Linked DNA regions of Homo sapiens: regions 1 and 2 are each linked to region 3. The links are chromatin loops, found by intact Hi-C in ENCODE. Cell type or tissue: heart right ventricle. All regions are shown on one strand. Region 1 overlaps TENM2 (teneurin transmembrane protein 2). Region 2 overlaps TENM2 (teneurin transmembrane protein 2). Region 3 overlaps TENM2 (teneurin transmembrane protein 2).

Region 1 (2,500 bases), 71 kb after region 3:
GAAAGGGTCTGTTCTGGACCTCTCTCTTGGCTTCTAGGAGTTCTTTGGTTTGTGGCAGCACAACTCCAGTTTTACATGATATTCTGCCTGCCTTTATATCTGTCCCTGCGTCCAAGTTTTCCCTATTTATAAGGACACCATTCATATTGGATTAGAGCTCACCCTATTGAGCTCATCTTAACTTGATTATCTGCAAAGACCTGATTTCCAAATAAGGTCACATTCACAGCTATTGGAGGTTAGAACTTCAACATTTGTGAAGGAGGGGGGCAATTCAGCTTATTCGTAATACAAGATTTTTCTAAATTCTTCTTTATATCTTAATAGTAATGGCGATAGTTAATATTTTTGAGCATTTACTACATGCTAAGCAGTTCACATAGATTTTTCTCATTTAATTCTTACTACCACTACATGGGATAGGTGCTATTATCTTTTCTATCTTACAGAATAGGAAATGGAGGCACAAAAATATTAGGTGACCTTCTCCAAATTATGTAATTAGTAAGTAAGAGGGCCAGGTCTCAGCCCCAAGTGCGCTGGCCTCTGAGTCCTTGCATTTAATTATCATCTAGACTCTCTTAACCACAGCTATCTTCATCTCTGGTATAATAGGTTTCCTGCTCATCAATGCCAAATAAGGGTAGACAAGTTGATTTCCTTAAAGCTTAAAAAAAAATTTTTCCACAAAGGCTTTCTTTGCTGCCTTAGAAACGCAAATAAAACACTTCATTCTGCACTAGGCGTAATGGTTTCCTCTTATTCAAATGCAGGGCCATCTGTGCAAAGTATTTTATTTCATCATTCATTGAAGTTCACTTAAAAGATGAAATCACCCTTAATGGAACAATGAAATGGAAGGATTCCCAAACTGAAGGCAAATGACTTGAAAATGAGAGGCTGTGGTTCCTGCCCGCAACCCCTGCCCAGGGTCTCATGAGTGACAGTGGTTCTGTTCTGACAGCCCCAGAGATGAAGAAGGGCTCTTGGGGAGCATAATGGCGCCATTTCCAGCCAAGCAGTTCATGAGGCTGAAGTGCTGTTTCCATGCTGTCCTCTGGCCTGGATCAGCCGCTGGGAGCCTGGCATTGATCTGTGTAGACTGGTGAAGCTTCATCTGCTTTGCAGGCATTGCTTTGGCTAAACAAGCCTGTAACTGATCCCTCTTGCTATAAACCAGCCTAAGTAGCCTCTTACCATCAGCCAGTACTCTGCTACCATCCTCCTTCTATAGCAGGACCACAGATGGAAAGGAAAGCTGCTTCCTCTCAAGTAAAGGACCGAAGACTGAGGGAAATTTTGCTTTTTGTAGGCAATAGCACAGTTTCCCCCTTTCCTCCTGACTGGAGACAGACAGTGCAGGAAATGATGGGAAAAAGCAAATCATGCTTTATGTTTGAGAGGCACCTCATGACTCTGTGGTGGACAGCAGGCATTATTAGCTGCATTTTACAATGGCAGAAACAGGCCTGGGCAGGGGAAAGAACTTGTCCACGACACAAGGCTAGCAAACAGCAGGTCTAGGCCCAGTACCCGGGTAGCCAGACTCCAAACAATATGCTCTTTCCACAGTGACATTCGGCACTGCAGCAGAGAACGAGAATAAAGTGCTTCTGAGTTGAACTGACAGAAGCTTCTAGAATCGGAAAGAGAAAGAATGCCGCAAAGAAGACTAAGGCACTTATTCCATGTGCTGCGCCTCAAGGAGAAGTCTGTTTAGTTTGGGAGACCAGAGTGCCTCAAATGGCGTCTCCCCAGTGGCTTTCTTGAGTTTGGGATTTGTCCACTTCATGATTGCTTCTTTTCTGTGGTGGGTGTTTCCCATTCCTTCTCTGAGTCAGCAAACAGCCATGAGAAAAGTTTCCTCCCGTTTTTCTCATCCTCATTCCTGAGGATAAAAAAACCTCTCCTTCAGATCAGAAGGGAAGGCAGAATGATAGTAGCTAACACATGGTGAGCATTAATGATGCTTCAAGTTGAGGGCTTTCCTTGAATCCCTCGTTTAATTCTCTCCGTAAGAAGAATTGTCCCCATTTGGCAGATGGGAAAACCAAGTCTTAGAAAGTTTCAGTAACTTGCCCAAGGTTGCACCGCTGGAGAGAAGCGGCACAAACTTGAAATCAAGAGGCCTATATTCCCCTCCTTCTGCACTGTTAACCTGAGCTGCAACCAGGGACAAGCATGCACCTTTCCAGAGCCTTGGTTCCTCCATCATAACATTTATGCAACACTCACTCTATGCTGGTCACTAGGCTTTCCCTGCATCAACACATTTAACCCTCACAACAACCCTATGGGATTGTACTCTTTTTATCTCCATTTCACAGATGAGGACACTGAGGCTTACGGATGTTAAGTAGCTTGTCCAAGGTTGTACAGATAGGAACTGCCCTAATGAAACACCCGTGCACTGAACCATAATGCTCCATCACCTCCCATGGGGAGTCCCCAACGCCCTTCAACTCTGTCTTACTATCATTCCATTATTTTATCTGACAAA
Region 2 (2,500 bases), 55 kb after region 3:
GGTCCGCAGGCCATAGTTTGTCAACCCTTGTTTGATTACATTACAGCTTATTTCCTAAGAATACCTTTCAGGTTGTCCACATCTCTATTACAAAAAATTGCTTCCCAACTGGCTAAGAGTCCAACCATATGTCCACTGTCAATGAAGCAGGTGACTGACATTTTCTGATACTGCAACTCCATTTCACAATGAGTAATTGCATCTGACTTTCTGGCCCAAACCAAAAAGTAGAAAAAGCAAGTCACTTTTCTCTTTAAATACTTTCTATAGGATAAATTTTTCCAAGGAAAATTTTAGGAATTTTAGGACACTTCATCATGAAAGCATAGCTTTTAACTAGACTGCTTGAAACAGTGCTCCAATCCATGGATAGAGTGGAATTGCCTGGCCATTTTGCCTAGTACTCATTTGTCCTCAATCTTTGATTATCCCAGGTTCCTCTGGAAAATTATCACCTGTTTTTAGAAGTTACTCAGTTTCTGATGCCTTCGTTGTTGAGGTTTTCCAACAGATTGTAATGATGCTGTGTCATGGAATGACATCATTGCTTTCTTGTCCTAGGTTAACATTGGAATAGATCTAGTTTCCTTAAAAGGCATCGAAGTTCTTGCAGGGCTACCCCACATCAAGGAAGAAAGATGCTTCTCATGTGTGACTCTGTTGTTTAACTCCAGATAATCTTAGAAATTCTAAGGCGAGAGTCAACACAAGAGTTCGGCATGACATGGGACTCAGACTGTCACCCCTGAGCTAAAACAATACGCAACATACACTGAGCTTCTGCCAAAGACACTTCACGGGGTTGGTAAGGGAAGGCAGGAGAGAGAAAGATAAGAGCATTTATGTCATCCTAAATTAGTTCTTAGCTCTTCAGATCTCTGCCAAACTAAAATACATATATATATATTAGAAAGTCACCTTGTCTTTTTTCACTACAGTAATTCCTGCCAAATGTGAAATACTATGTTTGAAGTTAGCTGCTCAACACTCTGTCTTCTGCCACTCTGACTTTGATCTGGAAAGAACGCGGGCCATCAACATGTCAGGATGTTAAAAGTGTGGTAATTTGGGGTGCTTTCAGTTTCTTTTGAAAACAATGAGAGATTATTTTCTATGGAAACTAAAAGCCTACCATGTGTTTAAAGTTGCTACACTTGAAAATTGATATGTTGAGACTCACGCTGATGAATCTTGCGTTCTCTGCTGCTATTTTGTGTATTCTCATCTCACTGAACAGAGCAGGTTTGGAGAAAACATAAAGAAAATGACAGAAAATGATGAGAATGGTACACTTGCCTGGCATCTTTTGTGGGGGCGCAGACTAGGAAAAATGTCAGCCCTCTCATTCCAACTCACTGCTCTTTGACTATCTGGAGAGATGGGAAACCTCATCCTCCTGTATGAATTCCAAGTTGTGTACTTACCTCCCACATCTAAAGGGCAAAATGCTAATGATTAAATCTGAACAGTCAAGCAAATAACATTTCCACCCAACTCCCTGGGCCCAGATGGTCAAACTGAGAAAAAGAGAGCTGCCCACAAGTAAGTCAGGGGACCCAGTCATATTATCTATGCCAGTGTTAGTAGCAGACTTCTTATCTAATAGATATGCTAATGTGCTCTTAACCTGATAATAAAGTCCTGTCAGTGCTTACACACTGGTGAGTCTTTGGCAGGGGGACTGCCATTTCGTAACTGAACATCTGATTTCAGAGGGCCTGTCAATTTATGGGAAGACAATTACATCATTCATTAGCTAGGTCTCCATCACCTAGCGGCCATGTGGCAATATTTGTACCTCGTGTTTGACATTCAGAAAAAATGAATCCCTCTGCTTCGGAGGAGGACGTGGCCTCTTTAAAAACATATTTGTGCAATCTGGGGGACTTGAAGTGCTTCAGGAGGGTCAGCAGCTCTCGGGAGATGCCTTTGCTTTCCTCTCCGAGATTCCCATCAGAAGTCAGGATAGTCGGCCCATGCAGGGCTTTCTCACCCTTGTGGGCAGACGCTGGTGATGAGAGCCAGGAAACAGGTTCTGGTCCTGACTTTGTAGAACATCGTAATACAGAGCCAGAGAGGAGTGATAGGTGCCACAACCCTGTGCACCTCAAGAATGCCAAGGAAACAACAATGGTATCGTCTGCCAGCCCAGGACTTCGTGCCTCCACAGAGTATACATTGAGTAAATGAATATGGAGAGTTCTCCACCTACTATCCCTGAATCACCATTCAAGCCTTGCCCTAGACTTTCTCTCTATAACGATGATCTCTCTAGCAGTCATCCATCCAGAAGCAGTAATAGAATGCTAGAACATCAGTGTTGACTTCTTCACACACCCTACTTATTTGACTGGATTCCTTTGGGTGGTGGCCAAGCCAACAGGCCCTTCAGCTTCCACAGTGTGCTTTTAAATTCTCCATTTCTGACATCTTTCGTTGGTTCATTGATTTGTGCTTGGGGTTTCCTGATTGAGGATTCTGACACAACTTCTAATGGACT
Region 3 (2,500 bases):
GTAAACAATTACCAGCAAAATCCAGAGAGTGCTCTCTCTGACAGTAGTTGAGCCATGTAGTCTTAGGCAGTGGATGTTTCTCCAGATATTTGATTATCTTGGGTAATTACTTGTGTGGGTGCGTACGTGTGTGTATGTGTGTGCATTCTAAAGGCAAAAAGGGGGTTCTGAAAATATCTCCAGCGATATGTCTTTACATCCCATGACATCAGCTGTTACTTGACGTGACACCAGATGCAGTTCAAGGTCTGACATTCAGCTGGCTTCTGTTTATATAGTATGGAGAAACTTTTGTTCCCTTGCCCTATAAGGCATGTACCAGGAGAGATTTTGGGAAAAGTTCACCCAGATAGTAAATAATTCTGCTGAGCTTTGAAGTGAAAATGCTCCAGGAACCTTTATCCCATCCTTGCCATTTAACTGGTATGCTTCGGCCACTCTTGGTATTAATGAATGGTGTAGATCAGAGTTTGTTTCCATTATTCTGTTCATCAGAGGCACAATCTCAAATCAAAATTATATTTTATCTTTGTTTTGATCTTTCTATGTTTGGGGGAAAGCACTGTAAACATCTCAAAGAGAGAGAGAAAAAAAGAATGAAATACACCCCCAGGAAATTCTAGTTAAAGACCTAAAGAATGGCATCTCAGTGGAAAAGAATTCCACTGTGAGGTTTGGCTTTTTTAAAAAAATAGCCTGGTCTTTGAAAAACATATTATCTTTCATGGGTAGGGAAATATCCAAATTTTGCCCAGCCTATTTTACAATAAGACCTTGAAAAGCTATGTGATGAGCTGGAATGAGAGGAGTTTAAATTTTTGATGCAATTCTCTGCCTGGGAAAGTGATAATGCTGCTCACATAACAGAAAGAGTATTTTCTGCTACAGCACAACAATCAACATAACGTCTGGGCATATTAATAATTTCACTCCTAAACTTCTCGACAGGGAGTGCATGGGTCTTAATAGTATTGTCAAGATCCTTAGGGCAATTGAAAAACCCAAAATCATTACTTTCTACTGATAGGCTTTCCTCTCCCAGAGGAGGCCAAAATACCTAGGGTAATGTAGATTTACTGAAATGCTCAGATAGGCACTGCTCAGACGTAACTGTGTAATAAAATCTTCTCTTTAGAAGGGTCCTTCTCAGATATTTCAAGTGGTCTTTTTTATTTTGTCTTTGTCACTTGGAAAGTAGCTAATGGAGATGACGCTGATCTCAAGTAATACTTTCCTGATGATTTAGGAAGGCAAAGAATGAGTATAGGGGCAATGGTCAAATGATGTGGCACCTACGATTAAAATCCCTTTCTGACCCTTCATGTGTGAGAACGTGCCCTATTGGGGCGGGATGGTCCCAAATTCACAATAGCTATTAAGCTCTTAACCCAAGGGCAGCTACTGACTTGGCACCCAGTTCGAGTCCCCTTATCCTTTCTTGTTTCCCCTCCCACAAATGTCCCTGCCTGTGCCTGGCTAGGTGATTACAGCCATGCCTGAACCGCTAGAACAAATTCCCAGCTCGCCCTCAGACATTCACATGTGCAACTCGTTCTCAAATGCCATCACCTAACAATCTCCATCTGAAGAATATCAGCAGCTGCAGGGTCTCAGCCAAAAAAAAAAAAAAGGCCTGCAGGGGACCTGCTTCAGGTTGCCAGGGGAAGATCTTTTTAAGTGCTAGGCAGTGTGCCCCGTTTGAGATTGAACTTTGACTGGCTCTGATGGAGCTCTGCAACAGACAGATGTCGTGGTTATAATAAACAGAGGGAATTGCCATTTCCATGAAATGTCCAGGATTGGCACATCCATAGGAACAGAGAGTAGATTAACATTTGCCAGAGGCTATGGGAGGGAGGAAGGGACTGGGCCGTGACTGCTGATGGGTATGTTGTATCCTTTGAGGGTGATGAAAATGTTCTAAAATTAGATAGTGGTGATAGTTGCATATCTTGGTGAATATACTAAAGTAACACTGAAATGTATACTTTTAAAAGCTGAATTGTATGATATCTCAGTAAAACTGTTATTTTAAAAAAGCAGAAGAGGTGATCAGGCAGCAAGTGCCAGGAAAAACAACCAAAAAACAAACAAAGACGGAGGAGTTTGAAGTCACCTTCCCTCTGTGTCTAGCCATCTCCCTGTTAAAGGAGCCCTAGAGGTAACAGAAATGAGGGAATTAAGTGGGAGGGCATCATTGATTCCAGCAATCAACTAGAATGCTCTAGGGATAGAGGCAGAAATCTACTCTGATCCCTGTCCTCTGAGACTCTAAATATAACTCCCAGGGACATGATTTGTTCATTCATTCATTCATTCATCACCACTAGTTTTATACCAGGCACTGTAGCCTTATGCTGGGATATACAGACAAGTGAGACAGACTGTTTTTAATGGAGGCACTCATGATCTAGTGGAGAGCACAGGAGAGTCCAAAAATAATATAAAACCATGTGCTGAGCGTTACAAAAGAAATATAAGCAGTGGGCAAATCAAGCAC

What was found. A loop is a pair of places that touch in the nucleus more often than their neighbours do. Peaks named below come from ENCODE experiments on the same cell type or tissue, not always from the same donor. Only the 100,000 strongest peaks of a DNase experiment are listed, where the experiment ranks them.
Region 1: it touches region 3 in a loop (2.0-fold over the local background); 13 of 110 quality-filtered maps call a loop at or near these places.
Region 2: a loop joins it to region 3, with 5 times the contacts of the local background. A loop is called at or near these places in 9 of 110 quality-filtered maps.

What each region holds. Positions count from the first base shown.
Region 1 is chr5:168,013,872-168,016,371 of GRCh38, forward strand. The region is part of intron 7 of TENM2 (teneurin transmembrane protein 2); the gene reads left to right. Among named protein-coding and RNA genes, the nearest start is that of TENM2-AS3, 62 kb to the left of the region's middle. In heart right ventricle, no CTCF peak of the experiment used is centred here; no DNase peak of the experiment used is centred here; H3K27ac peaks cover 227 bases.
Region 2 is chr5:167,997,789-168,000,288 of GRCh38, forward strand. All of the region lies in intron 7 of TENM2 (teneurin transmembrane protein 2), which reads left to right. Among named protein-coding and RNA genes, the nearest start is that of TENM2-AS3, 45 kb to the left of the region's middle. In heart right ventricle, no CTCF peak of the experiment used is centred here; no DNase peak of the experiment used is centred here; H3K27ac peaks cover 2,500 bases.
Region 3 is chr5:167,942,820-167,945,319 of GRCh38, forward strand. The region is part of intron 5 of TENM2 (teneurin transmembrane protein 2); the gene reads left to right. All of the region lies in intron 2 of TENM2-AS3 (TENM2 antisense RNA 3), which reads right to left. Among named protein-coding and RNA genes, the nearest start is that of TENM2-AS3, 9.5 kb to the right of the region's middle. In heart right ventricle, no CTCF peak of the experiment used is centred here; DNase peaks (open chromatin) are centred at 1,532 and 1,792; H3K27ac peaks cover 2,500 bases.